Linked DNA regions of Homo sapiens: region 1 is linked to region 2. A link is a loop called in an ENCODE intact Hi-C map of the cell type or tissue named here. Cell type or tissue: OCI-LY7. All regions are shown on one strand. Links, peaks and the distances in the headings refer to the core of each region. The heading gives the core; the rest is flanking DNA.

Region 1 (6,701 bases), core at 627-5,626, 77 kb before region 2:
CAGCTACTCAGGAGGCTGAGGCAGGCGAATCACTTGAACCTGGGAGGCGTAGGTCGCAGTGAGCCGAGGTTGCACTCCAGCCTGGGCAACAACAAGAGTGAGACTCCGTCTCAAAAAATAAATAAATAAAAGGGGGAAGAAATGACATTAATGTTCCTGACAGAGGGGGTCAGGAGAGGGCCTCTCAAGCATTCCAACATCGCATCTAGGGCGGAGGTGGATGCGGTTCCCCTCAGGCCTGTCTGCGCTACAGCCAGGGTACAAGGGCCAGTGTTCTCTACAGTGATGACGGACGGCTGGGAATCACCCCTGGAGCCTCTAACTGATCACACCTGACTTTTAGGTTTGAGCTGCAAGTGGCAGCAGCTGCCAAATCTGGGAGATACGATCTCAGCTTCTGCCCTCCTGCGGCTCATAGCCTAGAAGAAGAGATAGATATTAATCAAACTGTCAAATAATTGTGAAACTGTGGGTTGATCAATGCATCAAAGGAAAGGGTAAATAAGAGGGTGTGAACCTCACCTGGAGTTGGAAAGTTGTTGGGATTTGAAAAAAGTGCAAGGTTTACTAGGTGAGAAGGAGAGGCAGGAAGGGCAGAAAAGAGAAGCCCAGGCACCAGGACCTGAAGGAAGAGACAACCCCTCGCAGGAGAGAGCTTTGGGAACAACACATATTATTTTATTGACTATTTAAATAATTACCTGGTAGTTACGTGAAAAGGATTATTGAGGTTAAAATTGGGAGCGTTTAAGTGGCATGTTCTTAAATCTTGTGCCATAAATTGCCTTCTCTGTATTCAAGATACTTTCTCATTCTGAATTTCTTATACACCTAGCAGAACGCTTGAAGAAATTATTGCTGTCATGGTTGCAGCAACAGTAACCAATATTCTGTCTCGGCGAACAGTATTAAAAGCCTATACTTTACATGCTTCAGTTCACATGATTCTGACAACAACCCTATGGGCAGGGGAGCAGTGAAGAAATTCTGCCCAAGATCACACAGCCTGGGTGTGACAGGGACCAGATCTGAACCCAGGCCCAACTAGTTCAAGGCTGTGTGCATAAACAGAGCAGCATCGCTCAGCGGGTCAGCAGAGGAGGTGGAAAGATACCCAGGGACAGCCTGCTGTCAGTCCTGAGACCTGGCGACTCAGCAAGCTTCCTATGACATCACCTGCCTCACCTGTAAAATTGGAATAATGACACCTGCCCACCCACCTCCTTGGGTTGTTGTGAGGCTTAATACAAGCACACGTGAGCCTGACAGGTTGAGAGCACCACACAAAAGAGAAGCATTATGATTGGGCAAAAACACACCCTGATAATAACTTCAAGTAGGCACAATGAATGACACCCTCCCAAGACCACAGACATAATTACAGAGAAAGGAGAAAGAGAGAAAATTGAAGTCACTCCCCCTCACCTTGACCCTGAGGCATAAAAATGAGCACTAACAGCAATTTACCAAAGTCTACCAAAGTCTACCTGTCTAGTAAAGAATCAACCTTATCCAAAAAAAAAGTGTGGCTTTTTCCCTTTCCTGGACTCTGAGAGGTAACCTCTAAACCCTTAGATTGTACTGCCTGAGAAGAGTGGGGACCTTGGGCTACCCAGATAGTCTAATAACGTGATTTATGGCAGGGGCCCTGGGCCATGCAGCATCAACTCAATCTCCAGAGAGGCTGGAGACCTAGGCCAGCCACACAGCTGTCAGCTACATGAGTGAGCCCCAGTAAAAACTAGGCTCAAGAAATAGCATTTGACCCAGCAATTCCATTACTGGGTATATACCTAAAGGATTATAAATCATTTTACTATAAAGACACATGCACACGTATGTTTATTACAGCACTATTTACAATAGCAAAGACTTGGAACCAACCCAAATGCCCATCAATGATAGACTGGATCAATAAAATGTTGCACATATATACCGTGAAATACTATGCAGCCATAAAAAAGAATGAGTTCATGTCCTTTGCAGAGACATGGATGAAGCTGGAAACCATCATCCTCAGCAAACTAACACAGGAACAGAAAACCAAACACCACATGTTCTCACTCATAAGTGGGAGTTAAACAATGAGAACACATGAACACAGGGAGGGGAACACCACACACTGGGGCCTGTTGAGGGATGGGGGACAAGGGGAGGGAAAGCATTAGGACAAATACCTAAGGCATGCAGGGCTTAAAACCTAGATGATGGGCTAATGAGTGCAGCAAACCACCATAGCACATGTATACCTATGTAACAAACCTGCACGTTCAGCACATGTATCCCAGAACCTAAAGTAAAATTAAAAAAAGAAAAATATACAAAATTAACTGATAAGCCTCTTATAAATAAGAGCCAAGAGGGAAGTGATTTGGTCTTCTTTATATCAAAACATTGCATATGAGTAAACAACCAGACAACTAAAACAGAATAGAAAGTTTAAAAGTCAACCCAACTACATACAAAATTTAAAATATAATTGAGATAGTGTCTCACATCTGTGAGAACAGGATGGACTTTTTATTTATTTTTTTTTTATTTTTATTTTTTGAGACGGACTTTTTAATAAATAGTATTGTGACAACTGGAGAGTCATTTGGAAAAAGATACAATTGCAGCCCACACCTGACACCAAACACCAGAATAAACCGTGCGTGAATCAGAAACCCAAAAACTGAAAAAATGAATTATGTACACATATTGAAATACCATGCTGTATCCCAGAAACACATACATTATGTGTCAACTAAAGATAAAAGGGGGAATTTCTTAATAGTAAAAAAAAAAAAAAAAAAAAAAAAAAAAAGGCTGGGTGCAGTGACTCACGCCTGTAATCCTAACACTTTGGGAGGCCAAGGCAGATCACTTGAGGTCAGGAGTTTGAGACCAGCCTGGCCAACATGACGAAACCCTGTCTCTGCTAAAAACACAAAAAATCAGCCGGGCAGTGTGGTGGGCACCTGTGATACCAGCTACTCCGGAGGCTGAGGCAGGAGAATTGCTTGAACCCATGAGCCGGAGGTTGCAGTGAGCCAAGGTTGCACCATTGCACTCCAGCCTGGGCGATAAGAGCAAAACTCCATCTCAAAAATAAAACAAAACAAAAATACAGGCTCAGGTGAGATTCCCTGTGGGCCCCTGCCCTCAGCTTATTTTAATTTGTATCTTTTTCCTGCAATAAACCATAACTTTGATTATAACCACTTTCAGTAAGTGCTGTAGGACTTTCTAACACCTGAATGTGGTCTTGGAGACCCTTGAACCTGCAACTGGCATCAGAAGTGGAAGTGGTTTTGAGGACCCCAAACTTTGTAGTTTTTCTACAATGTCATTTAATCCTCAAAAACCAAAGAAGCGGGTGTTAGTCCCACCTCACAGACAAAGACACTGAGTAGCTTAGAGGGCCATCACTTGATCATGATCCCATATCCAGTGGGTAGAGGAACTGGGGTTAATCACCAAGCTATGCACCAGTGAAACTCTCATTGGGTGCAGAGTAATACTGCCTCCATCTGCTACCCTGAGAGTGACAGGCAAGTGAATAGAGGGCCTCACTCATTGCTGATGCTTGGAACAGTAACCCATGCCATGAGAGGATAGGGGAGACCTTAGAAAGTGCTCTAGTACGGAGAAAATATGATGCTGTAGAGATGCTGGGTGGTATCATGACCTTACCATCTCCAACTCTGAGACAGGCCACCTAGGACAGAGACACCCACAGCAGCCCTGAAACCCAAACCTGAGCCCTTTCGTGGTCAGAGCCAAACCAGTCATCAGGAGCAGGAGGCTGGTCAGCAGTGATGCAATGCCTCCTGGGACAGAACATTCCACTGAGAGGGAGAGGCCGGCAGAGGGGCTGCGTCAGGGGAGCAAGGAGGCAGGTGCCCAGAGAGAGGGAGAGGTAAAGCAGGAGTGGGCAGATGGGGCAGTCAGCAGCACATCTGCCCCCAAGATGGGGATGGGGTCCATCTGCTCAGCACCACTGCCTGCCAGGATGGGGTCGGGGGAGGGGGGCAGGAAGGAGGCTGCACACGCAGCAGATTCCACCCCCAGCACAGAGGCCAAGCTGTGGCTGTCAATCCTGCCTCCCGTCTCAGAGAACTGGCGTGACCAATGCTCTCAGCTTCCTATACACACGCCACCCCAGCTATATGCCATACAATTGGTTTTACAAGAGCAACAGATTTAACGCTGCCTCCCCGCAATAGCTTTGTGAGCTCTGCAGCCCCTGAAATACACAACCAAGCAAGATGTCACACCTAAAATCCAGGTTGATGTGCTCTGTTTCTGTATTTTTTTAAAGCCTGCACCTCTGCAATTGTTTTCCATTTTATGTTATACATGTACACAAAACAGAAGACAAATCTGGCCAATCAGATTGTCTTGCTTTTGCTTTATCCTTAAAGTTCATCAATCTAAATAATACCTAGTTATAAGGGATATTTAGCAAATAATTGTTTAGGAGAAAGATTTTTAACATAGAAGTAACTGAGAAACATAGGATTCCTAATAATAGTAATGTGAATTTATCTGGGACTTTTAAAACATCCTTCAGGGAACAAGCACCGAAACAGGCGTTATTGACCTACAGGTCCCCCACAAGGGTCCATGGATGGGTTTCAGGATGTTCATAAAAACCATGAAATTGAAACTGTTTGCAAAGTCATATAAGCGCACGCTCCAGAGTAATTTTTCTGAGGTGAAAGTCCAAAGCTTTCATCAGCCTTTGAAAGGGATCTCTGATTCCAAAATGTTAGCACCACTAGTACACTCAACTCTGGCACATTCTTGGTCTCATTTACTCCCGAGTCATTCTTGTGAATTACACAGGGTGAGAATGATTAACCTGCTGTGTAGATGGGAAAGAGCTATGATCATCCAAGTTCATGGAGTGGTGTCACTTGCTTAATAGAGCTCAGTGACAGTGTTTATCACAGTCCACTTTGCAGTAACTTGGCAATCCACACGTTTCTCTACCCAAAACTTTAAACTCCTTGAGGACTGGGACTCCTCCTCGAAGACCTGACACATGGTAGGCATGCAGTCAGAGCCCAAGCAGTCAAGTTCCTGAGGGGGATGCAGGCAGACCAGGATCAAGGTTTCCAGGCACTGCCTCAAGAAACCTGGTACACTTACAGTAGGTGCCGGATAAAGCATCTCCTGTGATAATGGTGATCCTGCCTTCCTTGCCTACTGTTCTCATTCCCCAGATGATTCATCCCCAGATGAAGTGAAAACATCTGCTTTGGCTTCAGAGAAAGAATGTCCCCTCCCTGAGTCTTGTGCCAGACCTCCACCAGGGCAACGATATGGCCCAGCACGCCCATGGCTGCAGGGATATTACTGGGCCTGTCAAGGTGACTCTTTGTGGGGAGAAGCCAGGGAGTCAATGCTTCTCCCCACTCACAGTGCTAACGTGATTCAAGTCAATGGTTCCTGCTCTGTCTCCAGAAACAGAACTGAGAAAATCTTGACGAAGCACTCTCAGGAAATAGCAGGTAAGAGGTGAGGCCCCAGGAAACATCTTCAGACTTCCTCTCTCAACAAAGAAGTCACAATTTTGCTGAAAGGCTACTTCAGTTCTGCAGCTCCCAGCTTGGAGCAATTTCAACCTGAGCAGCCTGCAACCTGTTGGAGCAGATGTTTTACAGGTAGTCTGGTGTGGTGTATTCTGAAGCATCACTAGCTTGAAGGTCCAGCATCACAGCATCAGTTTTGTTTTGTTTGGTCATTTGTTTTACCACTGCCACAGAGACAAACGGGTTCTGCACACACACTGGCAGACGGGATTTGTTTGTCTCTTTTGATGGCTAAGTATTGACTTCAGAATACAAGCCCTGAAGTCAATAGACCTGACTTGGACCCTGGCTTGGTCTCTTACCCGGTAACTTTTGGCTAGTAATGTAACCTTTCTGAGCCTCAGTTTCTGCAGAGTTGTTTAGAATAGTAGAGTGTTTAGAATACAGTGTCTGTCATCTACTAACAAATGAATACTATTATTATTTAGACATGGAAGAAAAGATAAGCCTATAATTGAAGTAAAACTCAAGCCCAACACTTAAGGAATTTCATATGAACTGAAAATCACAATAATTCTGCCTTCCCTGTGCACTGCCACAGAGGAAGGGCCGTGCTCATCTGTACAACAGGGTTAAAAAACCTCAACAATAAAGACCCATAACCCAATTAAAAATAGGCAAAGGATTTGAATAGATGTGTCTCCAGAGAAGACATGCAAATGGCCATTAAGCACATGAGAAGATGTTCAACATTGTTAGTCACTAAGGAAATGCAAATCAAAACCACAATGAGTTTCCCCTTCATATCCACTAGAATGGCTGAAATCAAAAAGATGATAATAAGTGCTGCAAGAATGTGGAAAAATTGGAATCCTCATTCATTGTTAGTGGCATTGGTGTAAAATGGTGTAGCCACGTTGGAAAACAGTTTGGATGCTCCTCAAAATGTTACATCTGAAGTTACCATATGACCCAGCAATTCCACTCCTACATTATCCCATTTATATGAAATGTCCAGATGAGGCAAATCCACACAGACAGGAAATAGTTTAGTGGTTGCCAGAGGATGAGGGAAGGGGAAAGGGAAGGGATGGGGAGTGACTGCTAATGGGTACGCAGTTTCTTTTGGGGGTATAAAAATATTCTGGAATTAGTGGTGATGAATTACAGCTCTGTGAATAT
Region 2 (6,701 bases), core at 528-5,527:
AGCTCTCAGCTACCTTCCAGGACTAAAATGTAAGATGCTAAAGGGCAGCTCAGTCTTCAAGACAGTGCAATACCAATGTGAAATGTCTACTCCTTCTGTTGCTGTTTTTAAAAATGAAATACTCGCAGGTACAGACGGTTAGGAAAAGAAATAGATAAAGAAAAAAATAGTTTTATTGTTTTCTTTTATTGTAAAAGTAATACATGCTCACTGAATTTTAAAAAAATAGACCATATTAAAAAGGAAGAAAAAAAGACAAACCAGTCTAATTGCCCCACCCAGAGTTAGAACTACTGTTAATGTTCTTTACATTTGTTCTTCAGATGTTTTTTAAGGCTGGCAGGCACCAGCACACACTCATACACATCTTTTCAAAAACAAACATGAGATCTTTGCATACATGCTGTTTGTAATTTTTTTAGTTAATATTATATGGTTCTCCTTCCATATCAATCAATGCAAAATAGCAGCATCATTCTAATGGCTGAGTAGTACATGACCTTATACCTACACATGGTTTATGTTTCCAACTGAGAAACATTTAAGTGGTTTCTAATTTTCACTTTTCTAGACAGTGTTGAAATAAATATGCTTATGTTCATCCTCATGTATGTACATATTTGAAGACTTTAAATCAAGATTTAATCACAGACTTCTCTCTCTTTTTATGCAGAAGGTTAAAATATTGATCATTTCAAATACCAAATAAAGTTTCTCCACAACTCTGCTATTGCCAGCGCAGGAGGATGCAGCACTGGCCCCACAGCGCCCACATCCTGGCTCTGGAAACACTCGGTCTCCTGATTCAGTGAGGCTACACGGAAGCATGAGGCCCAGCTTTGGGACAACTATGACATCTGCAAGGCTGCAAAGAGGTTTTAGGGCGAGCTCCAGGCTGGTCTCTGCGGCCAACTGACTGTGCGTCACGGTTCAGGAGTCCCTGCAGTAGCCACAGCCGTGCTCCTGTAAAACGTTTGTGGGTCCTATGTTTACATTCTCTGACTCTGAAACCATCGATGTCACCAAACACACTCCTGTTGGCCTGTGTTTAACACAATCCAATTCAGACACATGAAAATTATTATCTCTGTCTCCCAAGCTGAAAGTGCTACTTTCAGTTTGTTAAAGTAAATGTTAAAGTACTTACTTTAACATTCCAAAAAATTATTCTTATACCAAAAACATTTTTAGAGATTGAAGAACAGTATAAAACCTTTTCCTGTTCACTGACATTAGTGTTTATTTTTCTGACTTTTAAAATTATGTCACTGATCCAAATATTCTTTGTGAATGCTAGAGAAAGTATTTCATTCTCTTTTTGTGGTTATTGTTGTATTCATGGGTGATCAGTGTCACAAATATGTACCTGTGTCCATGGCTAAATTTAATTGATGTGGGACATATTCCGTATCAGGTGATGGAGGAAGTAGATGGAGGGAGGCATTCTACATTGGGTATCACTCCACAATTTTGCTAAGATTTGCACAAGAGCCACCTAATTTTATTCTTGGAAGAAACTGCAATTGATCATTTCCAATCCCTGGAGAGGCTAGATTAGAAAGGTTAATTGGCTTGTCCAGGTCACTGACTCCCAGTCCAGAGTTTTTTCCTCTGTGGCACTCCTCGACAGAAGCCCAGTAATTAACTTAGAGCAAAGATGCTCATTTTACACCTGAAAATATCAGACTGATCTTAAATCATTCTGTTCAATAATTAATTCAAAATAAACCAAAGGAGGAGATTTAGTGAAACCAATGCATCTTTAAAATATATATTACCTAGTCTACTCCTGACACTGGAGGGCAGGTTGAAGGGCAGGCCTAACAAAACTTAAAAACATATTCGGGAAGGAGTCCACAGACAAGTTGCAAAACCAAAAAGTATTTAAGATGTCCAGACAGCAGCAATTGGAGGTTTCCAGGTTTGGGTCAGAGTGGGAAGTGGTAACTGAGAACTGATGGGTCATTAGTGTGATCAAGAGAAAGCAGGTGCAAAGAAAAGGCAGAAGCAAGTGGCCCTGGTACAGCCTTAAAGCAAATACCACATTAAAGAAGGCAAAATTGGCGTGGAAACTATCTTCATGGGGTGATAACCACTCCCAAACACATGCATGACCCCCCTGCCTTTTGTTTCTGAACACATGGAAAGATTGATTTGTCCAACTGAGCTGTGAGTTATGAACACATCCTCATGCAAGTTGCTTAACTGCTCCCTTTTTGCCCATAAAGTACATCAGCACCAATATGTGCCATCTCCCCTACAGATCTGCTGTCAGCAAGTTGGAAAAGTTGCCTTAGAAACCATCAGGGGACTTACTTATCTTATAAAATCCATCAGGAGCTGTGGGGAAGAGGAAGATCAATCAACTTGACTGTAACTTCCACCGCGGTAAAGAGTTTATCATATTAAATGGATATATGCAACATATCCAAAACACACACAAGTTATTTGGGGGGAGGGGTCCTTCTCACTTTCACTTCCTCCCCCAACAGCTGGCAGTGATAACTTCTCCCCACACTTGCTGTGTGTAAACTTTGAAGACTAAAATCTTGTACAGCTCTTTAGTTGGGTGGAATTTAAACAGTGACCACCCATGGAGCCAGTCAAACTATCAGCTCACCAACAATACCCCCGTGGTGGTGTTGCAAACCAAATTCACATTCCTGATTCAAAAACATGTCTTCTTAATTAGGATCAGAATCTGCCAGTCTACTCACTGGTGGGAACATGCAGTATTAGGCATCCAGGATAACACGCATATTCTCAAGATCCAGCCAGGTTCTTTAAACAGAAAGGGAACTGCCGTGTGCTCCTTTCTGCAAACCACTAATTACCATCTTTGCCATGATTCTGTAATATGGATCATTTTACTTAATGCAAAACTTTTCAACACTCTAAACGCAGCTACCAGTCACTCACACTAGCTGCAGATCCACAGCAATTTTCCCTGTTAAAATATACCAAATAATATCATTTAGACCATCCCCAATTAAATAATCACTGTGGCAGGAAATAAAAATCAGATTAAGTAGGATTTTGTGGTGTAGGAGACCATTCAAGCTTTTGTCTGGCAGGGAGACCAGGACAGATGAAGGGAGAGGGGTGTCCTACTTCTGAACTTCTCTTTTGGGTTTTAACTCCAGTATCTCAAGCTTCCTCAATTCTTACTTTCCATATTTAGTTCAGTCCATTTTAATTTCTATCCCTTGATTAAACCCCAGTTCCCAACATTTTGTGTATTCTTGTTTATCAAACCTGTGAATTGAGCTATATCAATTTGTTCACTTGAGGACCGGCTGTTGTGGGCGGGGAAGAATATTAGTTTAAACTGGAGTCAAGAACTTAAAGCCACAAAAATAAATAAATAAATATATAAATAAATAAATAAATCAGAAGGAAAGAAAGAAACTGGATAATGTGGAATCATTTCACTGTGAGTCAATCCTGGTTGGTTTTTTTCTGCCCCCTGGTGACTATTAGGACTGGCAAAGAGATCTTAACAGATCAGAGTTCACATTCCAATGGACAGATTTGGGCTTTTTAAATTATTAATTAGATAAACTGCGAAGGAGGTAGCAAAAGAATACATGGATAGAAAAATAAAAAGGGTGATCAAATTCTTCTTCTTCTTCTTTTCCCCCCTACAGCACTGGCATTAGAACAGCTCTGTGTGCACCATATGCATAGTCCTTTACTGTGACTAATGGGAATAATGTACTACATTTCATAATACTGATCTCTTTGGCAATTTGAGAAAAATTCACAACTAAATGATTATACATACTATCTAAAAATACTTATCACAACAAACCCTCAAGCAAAATTTCTTTTTCTGATAAAACTTTGGAAAGCTTTCTAGATAAGCAAAAGAATCATTCAGGCTGCTAAGAAAATAGCACCCCCCCCTTTTCTTCCCTGTTGGGGTAAAGGCTTAATCCTCTCAGATGTTTTCCCTGCTGAATGCTTGTCTTATGTGCAGTTTAAGATGGTATTTAAAATTTTCAAAATTCCTTCTACAAGTGTATTCCTATTTCCCCTAAAATTGGGCTCAAACTGATGTTAACTGGCACAGATGTTAGAAATTCCATCCTCTTTCCAGAAAGGACCAAGTATGAATGAAAGGGAATGTCCCTTTTTAGCAAATTCTTATTTCTTCTCTCTGACTCTGGATGTAATTGTCAGCATACCCATCAAAGTGGGTGAACATCATACACAACTTGCCTGCGAATGACTCCCTAACAGTTACACGGAGATCCTTCTGCAGAATGTCTGTAAAATTAGAGTCTGTAAATCGGAGTTGCTACTTACAACATTTTCTATTCCGAGTGAGGGGAGCACTTTGCTCTGAAAATATAGACAGCCAGTGTTCTAATGCTATACGGAAGACTATAGATCAAAGAGATCAAAGCTGGATTCATGTTTTCATTAACTACAAGCATTTACACGCAGGTAACACTAGCCATCAAATGCTAAACCAAAACTTTTTCTATTGTTTATAATTATTTTTATTCACTGCTTAAAAAATAATACAGAAAAAAGTGTCATCTATACTCAAATTAAATATGCAACCTGATGCCACGCATTACCCAGGAATATTTTGCTGCAAATCAAATAAGTTAGGAAAATCACCTCTACATTCACTTCATAAGAGGGGTGCACGTGTTTGGTTTCTTTCCTCCATGGCTAGTGGTATACTTCGTGGTTCCATCTGACAGCTAACTTCAACATTTCACACGGAATTGAGTGGCTCTGTTTTCATTCTAATGAGTGCTTTAAAACTGGCAACCTAAAACTTAAATTTCTGACGTTCATCAAGGTTAATAAATAACTTCTTATAAATAAAGGATTAGGTTTGACTTTAAAGCTCACGATTAAAACAAAATAATTTTAAAAATAAAACATTGTAAATGTTGGAGGAGATAAATCCTTATAAAACATTCACCAGAATGTCAATGTTTTCTTATTTCTGCTAGTATGGAAAAAATATATATTTGTTAAGTTCTCAAATTATTCTGATTTCCTAACTTATCCCAAATCTCCTCTTAGGGTATTATTTATATTTCTTGTTTCCTAAATAGCCTAAATCGTGTTTTATATACAATAATGCCTCTATATTAGCCAATTTGGAGAATGCATATTTAAAATAAAAATCTTATAAAATATTAATTATCTGTGTCTATACATGGCTGATAATCTTTACAGTAAACAAGAGCAGAAAAGGTATGGATGATTCTTAATGGAAGCTAAAAATACAATGACAAGGAAATGAAATCATTGTACTCCAGAGAAATTAACTCTAGATGCAATCTTCATAAGTACTAAGACTGGGTCCATAAAACAAACAAAATCAGTCTCATTATTAGTCATCACGCTTCATGTGTTTATCTTTGTAAATGTAGTATACGGCAGTTCTCTAAACACCAAATATAACGTGAACAGGAACTGATTTTTATTATAATTGTTACTATGGTTTTTCCAAAGTCATTGACTTTGATCTAAAATAAAAGCCATTACTAATAAAAATCAGTAAACATAGACAGTAAGTGGAAAAATGTTTGTAATCTTCAAACGCACTATGCAACATGAAGAAGATTGATGTCGCCATCATTTTGAAAGCAATCAAAACTTCTCCTCTTACCAGTTACATAACGACCTCACTAAAATAACTAGAAAAAATAGAGGTTCTCTAATAATATTTAATATGTGTTCCACCAGAGGAGAATTTCATCCAAAGCTGTAGCTCACAAAATTCCCCAAATCAACAGGCAGACAACTTGTTTTGCAGCCGAGCACAGTAGCTCCACTATATTTTCTCAAAGATGGCTGATGCAAACCACACCTCATAACTCCATAAAAATGTTTGCTCAGATGGACTTATGCAAATGCAGTTTCAAAATAACCTGCTCAAATTTCGGCGCATTGAAGATGGACCTACAAAGCGTTTGCGACATTATATCTGGTTCCAGCGGAATTTCAGTGGGTACTAAGGAGAGCACAAGCTCCAAATCATCCTTGTAAAGAAAGACTGAAACGTCAGTGCGCAAACATCAAATCCTATGGGCACATTCACAGCCCTGGGACCTGGTCCCTGAACACTGATCCGTCACCAATGTAAAGCAAGCAAAGCCATGAGGCGCTTCTTGAGGTCTCCATCCTGCCCTTCAAGTAGAAGGGGCCATCTTTGAAAAGCTGAGTCTTTTCTTTTAAAATTAGATATTCCAAAGATGGGATTTTCAAAATGGGGGATGAATTTAGAGGGTAAATTATTTATTATGTGAGGCAAATAAAATATACTTTAAATGATCCATTTCCATAAAATGATATTTATTTTCAACCTGGCAGTATTTCATAATCAGACGCCCTTCTACAAAGACTTTTCTGTGAATATAAAGTTCCCAGTTTTCTTCTACTTAAAAGTAAGTAATAGAAAAGTGCAGGGTAATTACAATACCGAAGCAATTTCAATTAACTTCATATGCAGCCTGATTTCAAGCCGCAAGACACTGGCTCCGTACGAAGCACATCAGATGTTTCCAAATTAATAATTGGCCAAATTGGATTTTTCACTAAGTAAACTTTAAATTTTAAATAGTTTTTCTCTGTTGCTTTACATTTATATTAAGGAATAAAGAGAAATTTTAAGTATTGATGTACATAAATTGTCAATCATATTTAGTATTGGCTGAATAATTTGCAAAACA

The links. A loop is a pair of places that touch in the nucleus more often than their neighbours do. Peaks named below come from ENCODE experiments on the same cell type or tissue, not always from the same donor. Only the 100,000 strongest peaks of a DNase experiment are listed, where the experiment ranks them.
Region 1: a loop joins it to region 2, with 3 times the contacts of the local background. A loop is called at or near these places in 3 of 110 quality-filtered maps.

The regions. Positions count from the first base shown.
Region 1 is chr10:110,723,249-110,729,949 of GRCh38, reverse strand. The region is part of intron 1 of RBM20 (RNA binding motif protein 20); the gene reads right to left. Among named protein-coding and RNA genes, the nearest start is that of RBM20, 82 kb to the right of the region's middle. In OCI-LY7, for the core only: a CTCF peak has its summit at 3,490; DNase peaks (open chromatin) are centred at 3,519 and 5,489; H3K4me3 peaks cover 1,352 bases; H3K27ac peaks cover 2,107 bases.
Region 2 is chr10:110,645,920-110,652,620 of GRCh38, reverse strand. All of the region lies in intron 1 of RBM20 (RNA binding motif protein 20), which reads right to left. Among named protein-coding and RNA genes, the nearest start is that of RBM20, 4.9 kb to the right of the region's middle. RefSeq lists enhancers at 387-886, 887-1,388. In OCI-LY7, for the core only: CTCF peaks have their summits at 3,286 and 3,500 (motif pointing left); DNase peaks (open chromatin) are centred at 870, 2,020 and 2,490; H3K4me3 peaks cover 2,520 bases; H3K27ac peaks cover 2,805 bases.